Regions from separate parts of the Homo sapiens genome. Here region 2 is linked to region 1. Evidence: chromatin loops called from intact Hi-C (ENCODE). Cell type or tissue: heart left ventricle. All regions are shown on one strand. Links, peaks and the distances in the headings refer to the core of each region. The heading gives the core; the rest is flanking DNA.

Region 1 (11,215 bases), core at 1,280-9,279:
TTAATTACTTTTCTTTCTTTTAATGGATATAATATGAAAAATCAACGACTCCACGACAAAGAATGGAAAACATCCTGTTTCTTAATTTCCAGCTTTATTTCATTGGCATCAACAGAATATAAGACATGCAATAGACTGGGTTAAGTCTCATTTCTGCCACTGCCCAACTCTAATCAGATCTAGGGCCAGTCATATAAGTGAGTCTGTTTTCTCAAATGTAAGAGAGGGAGTTAGGCTAGATTGAGGATCCAAAGACAGTTACAAGGAACAAGAAAATTATTAAGATGTTATAATTTCTGTTTAAATTTAAGTTAATTTTGTTAAAGTTATTTTTTTTCCTGAAAAACTTTCTGATGCCTTAAATATGATACTGTGTATTGTTAATTCTTCAAAGCGAGTGGTGCAATATACAGTGCTCACCAAATTTATTAGACCTGGGAACCCTTTTTTTATGGAGCATTTTGAGGGAACTGACTTCCATGGATTAGGTTAGATTATTTACAAAATCCCATTCACATTTAAAGTATACTAAGTATATAGTTCTCCTGGTCATAAAAATCCATTTTAATACCATTCATCATCTAGTCCTTTCTATCTGGTCAGTGCAACCAGACTTTCTGTATAGTTAAAAACACATCCTTGCCTCTAGTCTTCTTTTCAGATGAGCAACATATACAGACTAGTGTTCTCTTCCTTCAAAGACTCATGTCACTTATTGGGAGGCTGAGGCAGGCAGATCACAAGATCAGGAGATCGAGACCATCCTGGCTAACATGGTGAAACCCCGTCTCTACTAAAAATACAAAAAGAAATTAGCCGGGTGTGGTGGCGGGTGCCTGTAGTCCCAGCTACTTGGGAGGCTGAGGCAGGAGAATGGTGTGAACCCGGGAAGCGGAGCTTGCATGAACCGAGATCGCGCCGCTGCACTCCAGCCTGGGCAACAGAGTGAGACTTCGTCTCAAAAAAAAAAAAAAAAAAAAAAAAGAATCATGTCACTTAAATTCCTCTGGCTGTTCCTACAAGACCGGTTTTAAGTCTTTTATATAACTTTTGTCATCTTTCTGGAGTCCCATTTTGAATGCAGATCCAAAATGTGAGAACAAAACTTCTGATTAGATTTGATGAGTAGACCAGCATAACTCACATTCGATTTGCAGTCTGCTGTAGGCTTCATTTTTCCTGAGACATACTTGTACCTAGTAAGTGGCTTTTCTGTTCATGTGATAGGCTCTGTGCTTCTGACTCATAGCATGCCTTAACTGTCTTTATTGAACTTTGTTCCACTTTAATGAACAATTTAACTAGTTGGCTTCAATAACTAGTTACTGCACCCAAATAATTTTCCTTATAAACCTATTCGTAAGTCCATCTTACATTCTTTGATGAAAATATTAAGTAATACCTCAATTATGACTAAGCTGGGGGCTATAGAAGGACAGGCACTCACTAATACATATGCCTTCCAAGTTGGTTCTGAACATTGAGAATCCTATTTTTGCAAGGAATGACTAGCCAGTTTTGCAATCCCTAGCAATACTCAGTAGTTTCTCGTCTGGTATCTCTTTGGGACAGAAGGCATTATCCTACCTACATAGTTACACGAGAGCATTGTTCCTGCTGCATCCCATACACCCTTCCAATCTCTCACAGGCTTAATGTTTGGGGATGCCCTTGGTGCTTTTAATGGTTGGGTTCTGACTGCTGAATCCAAAAGGTTCCCCAAATTTTGATGTCTTCTGAAGCTACTCTGGATGTGGAAATGTAGGTGCTTCTAGCGCTGGTGATCCAAAGACGAAAGATGAGGCATACTCCTGTCTTTATGAGTTCATTTCCTAGGGTGGTGTAAGTATTTAGTCAATGCTTTTTGAACTGTCTTGCATCTGGTACTCCCTTCAGATTAGCAAGTGTATCCAGATTGCCAAGGGCTCTAATTGAACCTGACCCCTTGGAAGATTTTAATGTCTTTGTGTTCAAGCTTGATGTGGAGTTTATCACCTTGGACTGGGCCCCTTGGTTCAATAGTTGGTGTTACCACTCCATCCCATACAGAACCTTCAAACCTTTTGCTTCTTTCTTCAGAACAATGACATTTTCAAATTTTGTATTTTACTCTTTAAAGTGTAAGGCCCTGAGAGCAGGGACTGCATATCTTCTTTCTTATTGTAGACACAGGGGCACAAGGAAGGGAAGGAGGAATCGATAAAAGATGGTTTGGTCTGTCTGTGTGGGAGGCCAGGGCTGTCTCACTCAACATTTGCATAAGGGTCAGAGCTCACCAAGGCCTTACCAGGAGAAGTCTTGCTTTCTAGAATGAAGGGATCTGTGCCAATATAAAGAGAATGACAAGGCAGACGCTACCAAGTATTAGTAAAATTCTGTTTTTTATTCTAGAGAAAGTTTTCAACTGAAATGGAGTAGAAAGAAATAATTAATGTTGGTTTTATCCCCTTGAGGAATTCTGAACAGGTCTATATCATTTTAAACAAGCATGACATAAGAAAATTAGGATTTTACAAAAGATAAATTGCAGAGTGATTATTCCATTTACAAAAATGGAGTTCTTTTCAATAGCCCTAGAGCATTTTAAAAAGTGGTCTGTTCTAAAAATTCAGTTTACATATACTTTTCAGGATCAAATTGGTTGTAAGGAGCAAAAGTAGTTGAAAATTTTGAAAAGATAGCTGTGAGGGAGTGTAAAGAACATTTCTTTGAGATTGAGATAAAATTCTTGGCCCCTGAGAATTGAGATAAAAATTTTATAAGCCTTTTCCTTAGTAAGATGTGGTGGCAGCAGTGATGGTGATGGTGATGGTGATGGGTGTGTGTGTGTGTGTGTGCGTTGTTTTGCTGAGGGCACATTGTGGTAGTAGCTGTGGCCTTAAGTCATACATGTGTAGATACAGTATTACACTGTGCAGAGAATAGGGCCTGGTAGCCATTAGGAGAAATAACAGTTCCATTACTTCATTAGTTTTTCAAATTAGTATCACAGACAGCTCCCACTTTTCACCCCTGTGCTTTCTGGAAATAGAATCATAAAGCAGAGAGTTGTAAAATGCCTCCCGTTTTCCTTCAGGAGTAATATCTTAATTGAGACTGTGTCTCTGACCATATATTTGAGAAAAAATAAATCATAACTATGACCAACCCTATGTCAGAGGCAAAGATGCAGTAGCCATAACCTTTCATAGTTATTTAAAATGGTAAAATTATACTCTTTTCTCTAAAGGGGACATAAATGTATTATACACATTGATTTTGCGTGCACTCTAAAGAATATGTTCAGCAAATAAAAAGTTCAACTAAACTGTTTCATAAATTTTAGCAGAACTAGCTATAATGTAAATTCATTAAACATTTAATTCCTAAAAATTGGGTTCTTAGTATTTAAGAGGAGCTTTGGGGACAATTTCTTTATTCTAGTTCTGTCCTAGGTAGTTTGAGTGAACACTTCTCTTTTCTTTTGATAAGTGTCCCTGGCCCAGGTCATCTTGTTCAATATTCTTCTCCCAAGTAAGATGAACTTTGGTGAGCCACTTGATCTCTCTGAAATGCTGAAGCTTAGTTTCTAAATTTGTAAAACGAAGAGAATAAATTAAATGATCCCCCATAAACTTGAGTTTTGTGATTCCGAGATTTTAGCTTTCCGCTTGGTCTGAGGATGCGAAAGTGGTCATTGATGATGGTGGTAATGAGAATGTCTTCCAGGTCTATGTCACTCCTTAGACGTTTTCGGGCTAATCAGGGCTGCTGCTGCTCCTACTCGGCATTACTGCAAAAAAGGTCACCAAGAATAACCTAGGGCCTGCATTAGACTCAATGTTTGGTTGATAGTTTGCCATCATCTGCCTTCACCCTTTGCAGGAATGCTTTGAAAATAACTACCAAGTTATTAGTATAAGTTTTTTCAAAGGTACGTTTAAACTAATTTTGCTTTGCACAAATGTGAAGAAAAACCTAGTATATGTTGAAAAATAAGCTACTTATTCATCTTGATAGCTGATTTAAGAACCTACTTAAATTGCACGAAACTCATATGCCTAATCATATGCCAGTGATTAGACTTTTTATTTCACTTTTTTCTAATTTAAACTTGTGATTCTGCGGGCAGTTAGAGCAGATCAGTGAGAAAACAAGTGTTTTTCTTGAGGTGATGTTGTCTTTCATTCACTGATTCCTTCCTTTCTTACTTCATTCAACAGGTATTTTAGACTTTGTGAATACAACAGAGAAAAAAATAGGCAATGGCCCTGCTTTAATAGAAGCTACACTCTACTGGGGACAGGAGGCTGGGAGGGGATTAAATAAGCAAATAAATAAATATAAAATATGTCAAGTAGGTGGTAAGTACTATGATGGAAAAGTAAAGTAAGAAGAATAGAGAATGTGAAGCTGGGGAAATTGTGATATATATATATAAAACATACTTATTGTATGTGTATACCTGTGTGTGTGTATGTATGAAATAGTCAGGAAAGGCCTTTCTAATAGTTAACATTGGAGGAGGGACCTAAAGAAAATGAGGAAGCAATCCATGTGTCTATTTGGCAAGAGAGTTTTCCAGGTGGAGAGAACAGAAAAACATCCAGAGGCTGCAGAGATCGTGGGCCTGGAGAAGCACCAAGAAGGCCTGCATGGCTCAAATAGGTTGAACAAAGGGAAAGGAACGTAGACATGTGCAGAATGTGTATTAAGTTGGTGCAAATGTAATTGCAGTTTTTTGCCATTTAAAAGTAATGGCAAAAACCACAATTAATATTTGTATACATTCTATTAATTTAATATTTGTATACATTATATACAAATATATGTATTTGTATACATTCTATGTATATAAATACATAGAATATGTATACAAATACATGTATTTGTATACATTCTATGTATATAAATACATAGAATATGTATACAAATATAGGTATTTGTATACATTCTATGTATATAAATACATAGAATATGTATACAAATATAGGTATTTTTATACATTCTATGTATATAAATACATAGAATATGTATACAAATATAGGTATTTTTATACATTCTATGTATATAAATACATAGAATATGTATACAAATATATGTATTTGTATACATTCTATGTATATAAATACATAGAATATGTATACAAATATATGTATTTGTATACATTCTATGTATATAAATACATAGAATATGTATACAAATATTAATTGGTGCTATGGAGTATGGGGGGCGGTTCATCATAGACCATGGTAAGGATCTGGGATTTCACTCTGAGTCAGATTGGAGCCATTGGAGAGTTTAGAACACAGAAGTAACATGATCTGACTTAGTTTCCACCAGGATCACTCTGGACTGTTGCCCATTTGCCCCAAGTATAGCAGAATCCTTTTTGCTTCTTGGGCTAACTGAGATTCTGTGAATTCGGTCTGTTAAAGTAAGTAATTTTTGGCAAACAGATGGTATAGAAAAATGTTAACACATGCCATTAAATAGGACATTCATTGATTAAATACTTGCATTACAGAAGGAAAAAAATAGATACAAAGTCACCTTTGGTGTACCTTATTGACTTTAAGGTAAAAATGAGTGAATCTGCTGCATCTGTTACTTTTCAGAGACATCCAGAAAGGCCCTGGAATGTCTGTATGTAAATGGGGAGGTCCCTTCCTGAGACAGAGCCTTCTCAGTTGGGTTTGGATAACAGACGTTTCTGATTTGTATGTTCCTTTTGGTTCTCGTGGCACAGCATCATCAGCTAGTTTGCTTCTCTTTCCGGCCAGGGCTGAGGCATCACAGGAGTGGGAGCAGGCAAGGGCTGCCCAAATCTCAAGGGACATGCTGTGAGGTCAGAGATGGCAAGGCCAGGCTGGGAAATGTCTTCTTTCATGGCGAGTATCGCTGCCGGTTCTTCCAGTTTTCTTCTTGGAACATTAGGTTACTGTGTTTGTTTCCTGTTTCCTCCTGCCATAGTGCATGTGGGTACTTAGGAGCACATCATAAAGTCCTACTGTAGCTTGAAAAACTAAAATTTTAAAAAAGGAGTACGACAGTTACAGTAATATAATATTAAAAGGCTTTTTCTTGACATGCACCTGATTAGAAAATATGCATAGGGCATGTCTCTGCGGGCAAAATCACCATGCAGCTTTTTTATTGAAATCTGTTGCACATGCTTAAGATTACACAGTCAAGTTCTACCAAGTTTCAACCTCCCCCAGACTTTTCTGGAAGGGCCTTTAAGAGCTTCTGGGAAATTATGAAACAAATATTTGAAGTAGGGTAGTCAGGAAGAAAAGTATGATTTATACTGTAAACTGAGGTTGTATAGTTCTGGCATCAGGAAGACTTGGAATTGAATATCCGTTCCACCCTACACTAGCTATGTATGACATCGCCTAACTGCTTATCCTCCCTAAGCCTCAGTTTCCTCATCTCTAAAATGAGGATAATAATACCTGCCTCGAAGAAATGTGCTGAGGATTAAACTTAATAAACCTGGCACAGTTCCTGGTGCATGGAAATAGTAGATAATTGATAGCTGTTATAAAAATATTAATAGTATTGTACATCCTGAGATGATGTTTGCTTCCACCAAGCTCCATGTCAATTAAGAAATAATTTAATGTTTCTAATTTGTATTTGGTCAAGTTAAATAGAGAAAAATAAACATTATGAAGAAATAATATTCTAGAGTAATTGGAGTGAAAAGAATCCTAAAACAAAAATATATGTCTTGTTATTAATTCCTAAAAACGATCATGTGTAACCATTCTGCAACAGATTTATTGACTACAACATTGATTTAGAAATGCCAGACTAATGAGAACTCGCCATCACTTGTGATAATGGTCTATCATTTCGAGCTTGAACCATGTGTACTTATTTGGCCTCATTTCAGAATAGTAAATTATCTCAAACTCATTTCATTTCTTGAATATGTTCTTATGATTTAGGTCATAAGTTGGATTATATGAATAGTATCCCTATAATCCACCATCTGAAATAAGCTATATGATTCTGGGCTATTTTAAGATTGAGAAACTTCAGACATTTTTCAGAAATTACATAAAGGGTTTACAGGGTTTCTCAAGCCTCTAATTTACCTCTTTATGCTCATGCTTGATTGTTGTTCCATATTAAGGTTTATTTTCCTTTTAAAATAGCTCTGCACAAAGAGAATACACTGCTAAATACTACTGCAAGGGAATGTTTACAGATGCAAATGACTTCTATTTAGGGAGCTCATGATTAAAATTTGAAAGAATGTGGCACTAGAAAGCATGTGAATAACCTTTGAAAAATCTCACAATAGAACTGAATATGGGATATTTATATCTAGGGTTGCAGATATAAAGCTATGTGTGAATATGTATGTTCAATATGCGGCAAAGGACATCAAATTGAAATTTGTTAGTCTAATGTTACTTTAATTTAGACAAATAACTATTTTATTATTGTGAAACTGTAATGTAGAATGCAGTAGAAGGCTACTACACTAGGAAGAACTAGTGTTATGTTTGCCTGCAACGGGTGAGCCAGGCATTTTCCACAAATCTGTCTTTCTGATAAAGAGAAGAGACATCTAAATTCTTTCAATCTCTCATAGATGCTTGGATACTGAAAGTATTATTCATTATTTCATTTTTTATTGCTCACAGAGCAGGCTGCTAATAAAGTCAGAAAAAAACTGTAATCATTGGCAGACATAATATTTTCTGTCTATTCCTGTCCAGAGATGTGTTCTTGTTTTAAAGACTAACCTTCTCGGGTCATCAAAGGGATCACAAGTTGTGCAACTCATTTTGGTGGAAATCGTGTCTAACTCTTTTGGGTATAGTAAACACTCCTTCTGCTTCCCTGTGGATGGTTCTGGAGACTGGCGTGGTTCAGGCCCTGGCTATACAGGGGAACTAATGAACATGTCATGCGCATCTTGAGTTTTCCAGTCTCTGGCACAGCTGTGGCACTTCCCCCCCTGCTGCGAGGCACAGCACGCTGGCCATTTGTTGGCAAGTTCATATTTCACACTGCAGGGAATTGAAATGATTGAACAGACAGAAGAAGAGTTTTATTTGCAGTAGCCTACGTATCCCCAGACTCTGATTTGGCATAAAACATTTGCTTCATGATCTGCTTCAAGGCCAGTTCCTTTCCTCCCACAAAGGTTACGACTTCAGGCAAGCTGTGCTTCCACTGGCAGGAGGAAATTTGCCCGAAGACTTGATTTAGTCAGAATCAAAGCATCCTGCCACAGAATTTCTTTTTTCAATTATCTCCGAAGAGGCAGCCAGACTTTAAATGTATCAGTATAATAAATGTAATGAAATAAGGCAGACACTCCTTTCCCCCTGTTGCTATCAATGGAAGGTGCGTATACAGTAGTGTATCCACACCCGGAAGCCTGTGAAACTTACCTTGCTGTCAGCACATATATCTTGGCAACAGCACGTTGTAGGGATGGCTGTAGATTTCTTGTGGCATGATAAATAAATGCATGCATTGGTTTTACCTGCAGTGTTTACATCTTTCAGACTGTAAAAGCAAATTGGCATGATGATGCTGAAAGTAATTAATATTATTTTTCATAGTGAAGAAGCATCATATAGCCTTTGTTTTGTGGTATGGTCCTAATTACTAATCATATTTACCTGCATGATTTTGTTGTGCATAGTCATATTTTTTGTTCAAGACAGCCCTCGCTAGCCTTACAGACATATATACACAATTAAATCTTGCCATTTTATTATGCTAGAGCAATTAGATGCCATCCTTGTAATGAGAAACATGACATCTTCATCGCTCTTTTCTATATTTTCATGTTGTTTTAATGCAGACATTTACCAGAATTGAATACAGTCTTCCTCCTCCTCCTACACACACATACACCCCTAATTGAATATCTACATATCTCCAAGGAGTCCTGTCGGTGAAACCATGTATTCATCTTCTTTAGTTCTTAGGCCACTTTGGTTTAAGAGTAAGAACTGTTGCTTTTATGAAGTGCCTTTTTCTATAAAGTCAAAACCTCACAGCAGTGCACAGAAAGCCGATGGTATAAAGGAGCTAAGTAGAGTCTTTAATAGAGAGAGCTGGGTTGTAAGTGTTTTTGTTCCTACAGAGCAGATAGATTTGGCTCCATCTGTTCCATATTCATAACAAAGGAGCACACTTACAGGAGGGCCAACTTCCCCGGAGCCGCCTGGTAATGATCTTTTCACCCGAATGAAAGCATCTGAACCCAGTGGCTTGGCCCTGCAAAAGCAGCTAGCAGGATTGCCCTTCAGAATCTTGATTTCCTTGTAACTCAGGTTGACATAAATTTCCCCAATATATAGAGTGAAAAGAATTTACTGATTTCTCATCTTCCTACAGCCCTGTGTGGTTGGAAAGTTCAAAATGTATGTGTTTTACCTCCCCCTCCTGCAACCACAGAAGATTTGTAATTAAATAGAATTTGATAGTATGGGGGAAGTTTGCACTTGAAGTATCTGTAAAGGTATCACAGGGGAGAGGCTGTTCTTCAAACTTTTAAGTTGTTTCTATTCAGACTTTTTTAATCTTTTTAAAACTGGGGTTAATGAATAGAAATATGAGTTACACCAAATAAGGGAAAACCCCTGTTGAGTTTTGTAATTAGCAAACTTCAAAGCCAATTTCAATTGAGACCTCTTAGATTAAAAAGATAAGTTGACCCAAGAGTTTTCTTCCACTAAGCAGCGGCAAAATAGATTGATTTTTTCCTCAAAATGCCAAGTAATACAATAAATCTTCCTATTTGTGTGACATGTGGAGTCAGCATAGAAATATAAATGATTCCTTAAAACTTAAGTAGCACATCGGTATTACTATCATGGCTAATGGATAGAATACTTGTTTTTATATGTTAGCTGCAGAAATTTCTTAAGAAATAGAAACAAAATGTTAAAGGATGGTTATCCTTTTTTCCATTCTGCAGGCTTTTCATATGCTAGAAGCTCCTAAAAATGCATCATTGATTTATTTACTATACTACATGTTAAAGTTATAATTGTAATTTATCAATCTTTTGTTATCCATCTGTGCATTGTCTGATTGCTAAACTAAGGTTTCTGGGAAAATCAAATAGTAAACAAATCTCTCAATAAGCTTGCAGCAGTAATAAAGTAGGCAAAGTTTTCATCTAGCTAGCTATGAGATTGCTCTGTGCATTAGCAAGAGGAAATATAAAAGGTAATATTCACAGAGAGTGAAAAACATAGCAAATCAATCTGTGAAGATCTCAAGTTTCTGGAACACCTTGCTGCCTTTGGTTATTTTTTGTAATATATAACCTTGAATATTTCTGGCTAATTCAGTTTTCTGTTCATTCGCTTATTCACTCCTACCAAAGTGTTTCTTGGGTACCTCCTTTGTGCCAAGCACTATGTTAGATTTTAGAAACACTGTGATATATTAAAGAATGGTTCCTGCTTCTGGAGCTTACAGCTTCATCAGGAAGTAGACAATAAACCAGGAAACAAACAAATCTATAACTGTCAGTTATACTAGTAGGGAGCTGGATGCAGTGCCAGAGAAACATGGAGATAGCTTTCGATTAGGTGGTCATAGGAGGCTTCTCTGAGGAGGCAGCATGTAATCCAGGACCTGAAAGGAAGTGTCAGGATGAGTTTTTGATACACAGAAGGGTGGGTTTTATCTGTAAAATGTTTATTTAAATTTTACGCTTAAAATTTGATATTTGACTTATTGAAGTTATACATTTTTTTAAATCTTTCTAAAAATTTCAAATTTAGCCTATTCAGATTAGCTTATATGTTTTATTCTATATATAAGGCTAGCAAATGTAAATATTTGGATTCATTTAAAACCTTGGTGAATTAAATAGACTTTAAAACATTTTAAGCTGAACTTAGATTTAGTTATTCTCTATCATTTAAAAATATTTTAGTTGTCTGACTGTAAAAACTTATTTCAGTAATTCTTACTATAATAAATTAAATTTTAAAATATGATGAACCTTTAGTTCTCTTAAATGTTCCAAAACTGTACACGTAAATTATAGGTTTCATCACTGCTAAAATTTCACTTAGTCACAAATCTAAGTCGATTTTTCCATTATATATTTTAAATTAGAATTGCTTGTCTGACCGGTTACTCAAGTTGGCCAAAGTTATCCCACAGTTTAAAAGTATTAAAGTACCACATTCACAGGTGGCATTTTTTAATACACAAGAAATACTCGTTCTATGGTTTT
Region 2 (11,215 bases), core at 1,128-9,127, 140 kb before region 1:
CTGTTGAACTTGGTGGAGTACTAGTCCTACCACCATAATCCACCAAAGCCAACACACCTTTGAAAGACTGCTTCCTACAGATGAGGAAACTGACAGGTGGTTTCACATTTTGCACATCTGGCTTTAAAACAAAGGACTGATACAACAGATACTCAGCATCAGCCTCTTTACTTCTGCTAGACACTGCTCCTACTAACAGCTCACGTCAGCTGTACATTTCAGTGCTGTGTTATTTATGTGACAGTTCCTTGTAGCCCGTTGTACAACAGGAATCCAAGCACGTATTTCCCAAATTTCAAGTTTTACCTGTCAATCTTTTTAGAAACTTACTCACCTTGCAAAAAAACTATCTGAAGGTATATCTACAGCATTCCTTTATTTTTAGTTATTGCTCTTATAAAAATAATCATATTAAATGTGAAGCAAAATTTCAGGAAAAAAATATTTTGACCATTAATGTAGCATTGCATATGTGATATCCAATTTTTCCATACTGTTCTGGTGTGAAAGGGGGAGAGATTGTTTTAAAAGTCCATTGTTTAATAAAATTTATGTTGGTTCTAAACTTCAAAAAAATTTTTAAAAAGTGTAGGTAGTCTTTCCTCACTCCACCTCAACTGAAATAATGAATTGGATTCTGAAGTTTAATTTTGAGTTGAGTTTCAGTTATGTTAGATGTGCTTCCTTGAGTAGGTTAGTTTGCCTCTCTGGACCTCATTGTCGTCATTGGAAAATGAAGGTTCAAATCACTTGATTTTTATGGCTTCTTCTAGAATCTTTCTAAAGGTAGTTTATTCTTCACAATTATTTTTAACTTAGACAGGGTTTACAGAATTTTATATAGACCTTCTTAGGAATTTGAGCTTACTACATAAAGAATAAACCACCTTCTCTGAAATTGAATGCTATTTTAGGGTATGATTTTTGTTTATTTGTTCAAAAAATAGTGATTCAATTTAAGCCAAAAGCACTTATTTTAATAACAGATTTTTAGTTAAGCTATTTTACCAAAGTTACATTACCGTGAAATTTCTGTGGGGGAAAAAAACACAATTACACTGTCTTACAAAGTCACCTCTTGTAATCATTCACAATTAGTATATATATCATCAAAAAGAAAAATGCTTTTTTTTTATGGTTAAAAATAACAAGGGACTTCATGTAAATGTATAATCTACTTAATGTCTTTTTTAATGCTCTGCAGCCAACTCAAAGAAAAATGCCCTGCCAGGGGTAAACACTAACTCTGTATTTATTTGCACAACAGGCATTGGTTTCATGAAGTAGGCTTGTATTTTTTTTTTTTTTGGAACATCAGTGTCTTACGCTAACATTTTAAACTGTAAACCAGAAATTCCTAACCAAGAGAGCTTTGTTGTTAGAACAAAGCTTGGAGGATACTATGTGACACCATCACACCTGTCTTGTGGTCCCAGAGGTTTCTGTTGTTGGGAGGTATGAGTGTTATTAAAGGAAAACAGCAAACCCATCTTGATTTTCCTCTCAAAAGTCAGATCTCTCATGAAGATGGGAGCATGAATTTCCCGTACTGGCATCTATGGGAAAATGCCTTGCTTAAAAGACCTTCCTCTAGGGGCCCGAAGGAAGTTGTATCTTTTCTGCTATTTCTACTGCATTCCAATTTTCAGACAGGCCAATGGTACAGTGTATCCATGATCCATGTGTACAGTAGGCGAATGAAGCTACAGTAAGTAATACAAAAAGCTACTTCTTTTGCAGCTTGATTGAAACAGTCCACTGGTGGTTGCTTGGTTGTCAGTTTGAGCTTGTCTGTGTGACTTCTTTTCTGCTCCTTACTTCCATCCATCATTGCAGAGAGCACAGAAGAAGGAATATATATAGTGCCCTGTGCTTGCTTAGGCCTTAGCAAATATCAATTCATCACCAACTTGGCTCTAAAAGAGACCATTCATTGGCATGTTAGAACATTACAATTTACCCAGTGTTCCCTGGTGTTGAAGGAGTCACATGACCGGATCTCAAAACAAAAAAGAATTCCATGATATGTTCTTGGAGTTATTAATAAAAATAACTGCTGGTTGACAGGAAAGGCATATGGCAAATTTAAGATGCATGGCCACAGTATTTTATTTAAAAAAAAAATTCTTTCCTACACCAGGGGTGAGAGTGTGTGTGTGTGTGTGTGTGTGTGTGTGTGTGTGTTTTACGCACCAGAAAAACCTTCAACTCTGACAAGCCATTGACGAGGTGTTTCAGTCTTCACTAGCTTCCTATTTCATTGCTCTGCCATTGAGCCCTTGTAATACTACGATGAATAAAGTAATCAAAGCAATTGGCTGCCTGAGATCTTTTTTAATGCACTGCTTCGGACGCAGTACATATGCTGTGCAAATAAATACAGAATTAGTGTTCCTGTTGGAAGCATTTGGTGAGAATGAGTGATTTGTCTTGCTTATGAAAGGTGCATACATTTCCGCTCATAGCTGTTTATCAGCCAGCCTCTTTCTGCTTATGGATTCTGAGGTGGAATTCATCATTTGTCAGCACCTGAGCAGATGTGCTGGAGATGACCAGATTGATTTGTGAGGATGAGCAGAGCAGCCGCACCAGTGCTAGGAGGGCGGCCCCTACAAATTGTGTTATCTTTTGAGACTTGTCTACTAGCTCTTTTCTATACTTCAGGAAGAGAAGGAAAGCTACCTTTTTCTGCTTCTCACTTCTGTATTTGAAAAAATACAACTTTTGATATCGCTTAAGGGAAATGGAAAACAGCCCCCATCTCTCTGGGCAGTGAAATCCACTGAAACCCCATTTTTCCAAAGGTCCACTCTTCCTCTTCTGATTGCAGGCATGTTATTTGATGTTGGATTTCAATTAAAAACAAAACACTAATGTCAGGCTTGCAGAAGTGTCATTTGCTCTGTTTTCAAACTGCTACAGACAAAATTTTCTCTTAGTTCATAGAAATCACTTCCAACAGGACATTAGGACACAAGAGACAGTGTTTCGATTAGGAAAAAAACGAATGGCTTTCCAAAAGTTTGAGTTGCTTTTGGTCTGTGCAAAAGGCCTGTTGAAGCCGAGTTGATTACAGAGCCATCAGAGGCCCTTCTTGCCAACAAAACTCCCTTGCATTTGTGTGCTGTTGAAAATTTCCCTTTGATGCCAGCAGATTGAAGAGCTAAACACAAGTTGCCGAGGAGCTCCAAGTGGCTTTCCCATAGCAGGTTCTTGACCTTGGCTTAAGTAATTAACCATCTAGGAGCCACATCATCCTGTAAGGGCATCTGGAAAAATAAATACATCCTCATCCTTAATTAATGAATGGATGCAAGTATAGAAACAGGTAGCTTACTTCATGAAACAGGGTTAGGGCTCACTTGCTAAAACCCAGGTAGAACTGCAGTGTTTTCATTGTGCTTCTTTGGCCTCTGTTTCACTCCTGCAGTCCTCAGGAAATATTTTCCTGCGGGTGATTCCTTTTTAATCAGATTGGTAGAAAACCAATTTCATACTCAATATACCCAACATATAAGATCATTAGAAATACTGCATGTGTTTTTGAAAATGTGGCCCATAGCTCTGGAAACATCTGGCTTACAGCCGATATTACTGAACCAACACTAAGGCCTTCGGCCAAGCCCTGATACCGTGACAGGCAGGTAATGTTTGTGAAAGATGTGGCTTTCACACACATCTTTAAGGCAAGTAAAGGTTCGATGTGTGACTTTTATTTCCTCAGCTGAGATATAGACAGGGCTTTAGACGGTAGACATCATGTGCTTTTGCTTGTCATTCACCTTTTAGATGTTGTCGGTTATGTTTGTCATCAGTGGATTTTTTACAAGTCACATGGCTTCAAATCAGCCTCAAGGATGGGGATGTAGACAGTGATAACTAAAATGACAGTGTAGACATTGTGGGAGTTAAAGAATGATCAGAGATGATGGTAGTTTTTTGGAGTTTGTTTATCACATATCTGAGAAAGTTACTTAATTTTTTTCAGCTTATATTTAAATAGCAATTAAAATATGCCAAGCATTGTGCTAAATATTTGGGTTGTGATTGGAATAAGACATTCTGTGTTCTCCAGGCACTCAGGGAGTTTGGCAAGTAAAGAAATAATTCTAGTATGGGGTGACGTGACGAGTGCCATAACTGAGGAATATCCCAAGAACACTGAGGAGGGAGTGGTTAATTCTGCAGGACCAGCGCCTGAATTGCTCTTATTCCTTCAAAGTGTTTATGTTGGCTCTGAAGATAATTTCTAGAACTTACAAGGATTCATCATTTGCTTTTTCCAAGTGCTACTTTTGTGTAATTTGAAGTTCAGAGTTTTGTATCATTCACAGAACACAACCTCTCTTCAAGAACAACCTTGCTCCTGGTCTGTAAGAAGCCCTTGCATTTGGTACTCCCAGAGGTTACTCACAAAAAAAAATGCATCCTTGTTCTGCCTGGTCCTCAGGTGTTCAAGGACACTATGGATGCTAGGTGATAGCTTTGTGATGCTCTGTGCACTACGCGTTGAGAGATTTTCAAAGCCCTGTGTGGGGCTGAGCCCCAGCATTTACTGTTTTGTTCAGCAAATGCCACATCTTCTGTTGTCAGAACTATCTGATTGAACACCAGCAAGTGCTCTCTAGGAGGGAGATCCTTATTGCCCATTTTCTCTGTTTCCTAAATGATCTAATTGCTTGGGTAAGGAGGCATCCATTCTAAATCTCCCTCCCACCAGGGGCGATTCGCAAGTAACAAGGTTTAGATTACCCCAAATGTCAGGACCCCCACAGATATAATGGGCTTCCCTCCAGGGCCCACCTGACAAGCTGCTTCTCTTTCAAATACCTGGACTGCCCAGAACACACTACACCCTGATTTCCTGTCCCCTCACGGAGTTAGGGAGGCAGAGCTGCCGCTCTGCACCTTTTGATTTTGGTTTTAATCTTCGGAATCTATGGAATGTAAGAGATGCTTATAGGTTCGGTATTTGAAATCCCATTTTACAGCATATTAAATGTTATACACACGATCATTTCACCAAGGCTAATAATTAGGATATAAAAGTTATGGTTGTAGCCTACATTTTGGCTTAATGGTTTCTGAAATGGTTTTCATTCCTATGAAAAAAGGGTTTTTTTTTTAAATTATACTTTGGCATGTTCACCACTTTGTGAGCAGCAGCCCATGCTCTTCCTTTCTTTTAGTCTGCTGTATTCCCAAACGATAACTTCAGAAAAGTATTTGGTATGCTGTATATAAAGTTTATTTAATCAGAGCACTTTTTTATGACAATAGTAAGTTAATGGAAAATAGCTAAATTAAGAACACTGAAAACAAAACATTTAAGTTATTTGCCCTTGCCAAGATGTTCTTTGTGTGATTTTTTGGGTAAGGAAGATAACTTTCCCCTTCATTTCCATCCAGCCATGAGAAAGAAGTAGGGGTAAAATAGCATTGTCATATTTGAAAAAGAAAATGATTGACAACGTCACTTAAATTGAAATGTCTCCTTAAAATAAATATAAAAGGGCCTTTGAAGAAGTTGCTTTGAAAATCTTTTGTGGTTGTTTTTTAACCTGGAGTCCCCAGCTTTTTTTCCCTTCTACTTTGTTTTCTCACTGATGGATGAATTTAGCTCCTGTCGGAGTGGAGGCTCCGGGAGTGTGCACAGATGTATCAGCTGTTGTGTAACTCTGCCGGGAAGCCCTGCCCAGGAAGGGCTTGGAGCAGACCCATGGGTGCTTCCCTGCTGGCCTCTTCCATTTCTTGGGAACACAGGTTCCTGGTGCTGCCAGGCTGTGTGGCAATAGTGTAAATAGTGCGGTAAATGGGCCTGGGTGAGGTCAACACTTTTTATTTATTTATTTATTTATTTTTAATATAACACTTTTATTTTATGACCATCTTTCTTCCCTCTGAGCATTTGAACCGAGTGATTCCGGATAGAAAGAACAAGTCACACATACACTGCCTGTCGAGGTTGTGAGGCAAGCCTGTTTACTTCCTTTTAGGTGATTAAAAACACTTCTAACAATTGAACTAATATTTATTACAAACAAGATTAGAAGCACCTTCCTAACCCAGACATTGTGAAAGCTAATAGACATCTCTCTAGACCCCAGCCAGAGTTGCTGGATATTTGGTGTTCTAAGATGCCCAGAGGCATGAGTCAGGCTGGCTGATAGCCAGGTGAGTGGCGTTTTTCTCCTCCCTGTACACACATTAATCATATTTGCCGGCAGAGAAGGCATGACCTTCTGTACCTCCAGCACCTACCCCCTCCCCGCACCCCCCCCTTATACCACAACAACACAGACAGAAAAAGGAAAGTGGGAAGTTTATGAGCAGCCTGCATGCAGGCGGCAGACTCTACTTATGGAACTTAGAAATCAGAGGTCATTATCATTTTCAAAGAACAGACCCTGAATAACTATATCCTTTCATCACCATCTTTTACTAATTGGACACCAGCTGTACTTGTCTTTTCCACAGGAAATTCTCACTGTGCCTATAGGACCAGAGAAATGGAACTCTTAGCAGAGTTGACTTTTTATTCTTTGACAGTTTCCTTTCAGTACAGCTTGGGAAGCAGGAGGCTCTTGTTTCTTATTTTTCAAGATTTTGACTTTTTTTAAACAATATTATGATCCTGAGAACTTTAAAATTAGAAAGACTTAAGAAGACATATTATTTTCCCCCTGAAAGTGTGGCCCCATTGTCTCATATGAACTCTTTCAGCATATGGGAAATAGAAGAGTTAAATATAATCAGATCTTAACAAAATGTCGTGATTTGTTTTGGGAAAGTTGATTTTTCAGAATTTTCAGTGTTAAATTTTTTTTCTATATCATTTGCTTCAGAACTTGTGACTTTGAAGGATGTTCACTTTTATTCTTCAACAACACAGATATAAAAATAAAACTGTAGTCTGTTTGCCAAACATTTACAATACAAAAATAATTTAGATGTTTAAAGATGGTAGAACAGAGAGAATAATTAAAATGGTGGCTGGCCTATTTCTACAGATCAACCAGGAAAATTTCCCACATGTGACTGAGTCAAGTTCCCAAAGGATGGCTCTAATTTCTTCCCTATCCTCTTATCAAGTATAAAATCTATAAGTTAAGCTTTGGGCTACTTCAAAAGAAATTTTTTTTCCTCATTTCAGTTTACTGAGCTTGAAGTTGAGGTGTGTCTGTCCCAATCTGGGATTTGTGTGTGTGCATACACAGAAGTTGCCTGCTAGACAAAACCACCTGGCTCTTTCAGTGCAATCTGTAACCAACACAAGTTTCAGGTCAATGTTATACTAGAGAAAACTGACTATATCAGTGCTAATCTAATTTATTTTATGTTATTTCTTCCTAAATAATTCATGAAGTAACTTTGTGGTGATTTTTATTGCTATTGCTAGAGTTAGGCTTCGATTACATTTTTCTGATTATAACATTTATCATGTGTAACATATTTGTAAAATTCTAATGAGTTAAAAGTAAAATAAGAACACATAGATAATTGCTATTGGCATTCTGATAAATTAACTTTCAGTATTTTGTCTGTATACTTATGAAAGTTTTCATTTGTTGTTTGATTTTTCTACCTTGCTATAATCATACCGTGAATATAATTATGTAATTATATTAATAATTAATTTTCATCACTTATTATAATTACTTTTACATCCCATTGAAATCTTTATAAAAGTTAATTTTTTTCTTTTTCTTTCTTTCTTCCTTCTTTTTTTGAGATAGAGTCTTGCTGTGTTTCCCAGGCTGGAGTGTAGTGGCACAATCTTGGCTCACTGCATCCTCTGCTTCCTGGGTTCCAGTGATTCTCCTGCCTCAGCCTCCCGAGTAGCTGGGATTACAGGCCCACGCCACCATGCCCGGCTAATTTTTGTACTTTTAGTAGAGACAGGGCTTCACCATGTTGGCCAGGCTGGTCTCGAACTCCTGATCCACCCGCCTCTGCCTCCCAAAGTGCTGGATTACAGGCATGGGCCACTGCACCCAGCCTTAATTTTTTTTCTTGATTAAAATTTCTAAACAGAAATGTTTATTCATATTCTAATGAGTTCCTTAGGGTAGATTCCCAGAATTAGGCTTTCTCACTCAAAATCTGTGAACATTTTTAAGATCTTTAAAGTATAAGTATATTGAATAATGCTTTTGATAAGTTCTTACAAATTTTTACTCCTAAAGCATCTGAGAGTATTGAGTGATCTTTTCATTAGCTTTAATAATTTATAGCAAAAGTGATTGACTTTCTATATCTTTGATTACCTCATTGATTGGGGGAACATTTTCATATGTATTATACAATTACATTATTTCTTCAATCTGCTCATATTTTTTGCCATACTGTTTTCATAAAATTAGGGCAGAAAGTTAGCAGATAATCAGCTTTTGTTCGGTGACATAATTTTCATTTCAATGAGACTTTTTTCCTTTTTTAAATATGTGCAAGAATAAATGGGATTCTTTTTATATTGTATTCTTTTACAGCCGTAGCAAACTTATATAAACAGGTTTTGTCATGCATTCTCAATCTGGTTTTAGATTATACATTAGAATAACTATTTTGTGCTTCCTCTGTCTTGACTATGTATTTTAGTTATGGGCATAATTATGTATGTTCATAAAGCTTGAGAATGTTATGCCCTTTGTGTTTTCCTTGTTTGCTTTTTGACTCTTGCCCCCTCCCCCTCTTCACCCCCAGGATAGAGCCTTGCCTCCCTTGAGTCCATCTGTCAGATCATCTGTCTAAGGAGTTAGCATTCCTTCACCCTCTTAGAATCCTTTAGAACAAATAGTCCATGGCTAAGGAAAAGCTGATGAGCATTTCTGTGTGAAAGGCAGATGTTGCACCTTATGGATCCCTACATGTAGTTTGAGGCAGGAAGCCACCAGCTAAGGTGTGACTTCAAAAGCCACATTCGAAAGCCTGTTCTGACCTCTAGCTGTGGCGTGAATGATTCTTTCCATGATTTCCCTCTCCTACTTTCTCCTTTTAATTAACCATAGAGTTAAATAACCATAGAGTCACCAATGGTATGCTGACTGGTTTGTATCCATTTAAGAGTTTTCTGGCCGGGCGCTGTGGCTTGTGCCTATAGCCTGTAATCCCAGCACTTTGGGAGGCTGAGGTGGGTGGATCATGAGGTCAGGAGTTTGAGACCAGCCTGGCCAACACGGTGAAACCCCGTCTCTACTAAAAATACAAAAATTAGCCGGGCATGGTGGCATGTGCCTGAAGTCCCAGCTACTTGGGAGGCTGAGACAGGAGAGTTGCTAGAACCCGGGAGGCAGAGGTTGCAGTGAGCCGAGATCACCCCACTGCACTTCAGCCTGGGCAAAAGAGCAAGACTTTTTCTTTTTTTTGAGACAGTTTTCCAAGTCAGTGATTCTCCTTCCCCTGCTTAAATCTCACTTCCCTTCCAAGCATATCTCCATGCTTGTAGTGGTCATGGATTAAGCACTATTACCCACAGCCATGCCACAGCTAGTATTTTCCATTGCTCTCTCTTTCCCAGTGTCAGAGGATCAGGGGGATCCCTTGTGTGTACAGGGCTCGGAGCAGCCCTTTGCATTCCACTGCCTTCGCAAATGGTGCAGCTCTTTTTAGCATCGTAAATTAAATTAGCACATGTGGCCTTAAATAGTCCAGGCATGTAGGGCATGATTATCTTTCTGAGAAAATGATCAGGACCACATTCAAAGAACCCAGTGTTTCCAGGCAGCTCCCAAGGACATGTCAGTGTGCTGTGAACTTTCTGGGGTATGAATGGGATTTTAAAGTCTGCCTTTTCATTAGTGTACCAGTGCATACTCTGTGTCTTATGCCTCACAAGCTGTGAATGTTGTGACAGTCGCTTTTGTTCCCATGTGTGCAGTTGTTAATTGTATAAGCCGGAAATACAGAAACCATATCAAAGCAAGGCAGCCTTGACAAAAGAGAAAAGCTGAATGCCTCAAAGGAACCACTGCTTAGAAAGGTACACATTCTCCTCCAACCCCTACACCCAGGACCCAGATGTTCACATGACATCATTGCAGCTGAATTCGGACTTTACAAATGGAATACAAAATTACGAACATAGCGTGGAGTAACCACTTTATCTCTTCTTGAATCTTCTATGCCTGCTCTACATTCCTGGTGAAATTTGTATCTCCAATGGCTTACACCACCCTACCACAGAGTAGATACTACACAAACTGTCAGATGAGTTTACTGAATACATTTTACTCATCCCCCCTTGTCAGCTTTGCTTGTGCTATTAAGTGGCCAAGACTACCATGTCAGTATCCAGCTCATCTAAATCCCACTTCCTGTCTGTACATTCATTGTACTTACTGCTCAGACCATTCTTATGTTCCTCAGTAATGGAATATTCAATTTGGGCATCTAAATTTTTGTGTCTGTGCCCAGTGAGATTCAAGAGCATAAACAGTGCTTTGTACTTGTCAGAATGGCAAGCATAGTACTTTGCACATAATAGAGGCTCAGTAAGTACTCAGTAAACATCAGTAAGTACCTCAGTAATTAAATTGTTATTTTTCCTATAAGAAAATGAATTTGGATGGACAAATCTGAGAGAAGAATCCAGGTGCTTCCCTATGTTGAGTAAACTCAGCTGTAGTGAACTCCTCTTGGCCTCAAACTACGTACTAAATGAAAATTGGAGATGCACCCTTTGTGGAATTATTCTTAGCCTGACATTTCCAGACTGACTATAACAAGACACATTATACATCGAGCTTCTGCTTCCCCTCTTCCTGCTTAATGGCTTTATCAATCTTTTAAGACTCAGTCGAAGGTCCACCCTATAAAATAGCCTTCCCCACCATTCTAATCTCAATATACCCCTTTTCTTCAGCCCTGGAGGACAGCTGACTCACCTCCATCATTTAATATTTGCCAATACTCCAGTGTATTATGTGCTAATCATTTGTGTGTATCTGGCTTCTTTCCATAACTAGCTTACAACCTCCTCTGAGGTCTCACGACCATAGTTTAATTCTTTTGAATACTGCACAGTAATTAGCGTGATGTTTGTCCCTGGATGTAGGGTAAAACATTCAGAAATTTGGTTTGCATGGCTCTGTTACCTAATAACTGTGTGAGCTAAAAAAAGCACTCTACCTTTTTGAACCTTACTTTTGTCATCAGTAAAATGTTCATGATCTCTCATGGAATCATCCTGAAGATTAAATAAGATTATGAATGGACA

The links. A loop is a pair of places that touch in the nucleus more often than their neighbours do. Peaks named below come from ENCODE experiments on the same cell type or tissue, not always from the same donor. Only the 100,000 strongest peaks of a DNase experiment are listed, where the experiment ranks them.
Region 2: a loop joins it to region 1, with 2.2 times the contacts of the local background. A loop is called at or near these places in 2 of 110 quality-filtered maps.

Annotation. Positions count from the first base shown.
Region 1 is chr5:107,399,792-107,411,006 of GRCh38, reverse strand. The region is part of intron 2 of EFNA5 (ephrin A5); the gene reads left to right. Among named protein-coding and RNA genes, the nearest start is that of EFNA5, 270 kb to the left of the region's middle. RefSeq lists an enhancer at 8,852-9,389. In heart left ventricle, for the core only: no CTCF peak of the experiment used is centred there; no DNase peak of the experiment used is centred there; H3K27ac peaks cover 408 bases.
Region 2 is chr5:107,537,621-107,548,835 of GRCh38, reverse strand. The region is part of intron 1 of EFNA5 (ephrin A5); the gene reads left to right. Among named protein-coding and RNA genes, the nearest start is that of EFNA5, 130 kb to the left of the region's middle. In heart left ventricle, for the core only: no CTCF peak of the experiment used is centred there; DNase peaks (open chromatin) are centred at 5,695 and 6,215; H3K27ac peaks cover 3,121 bases.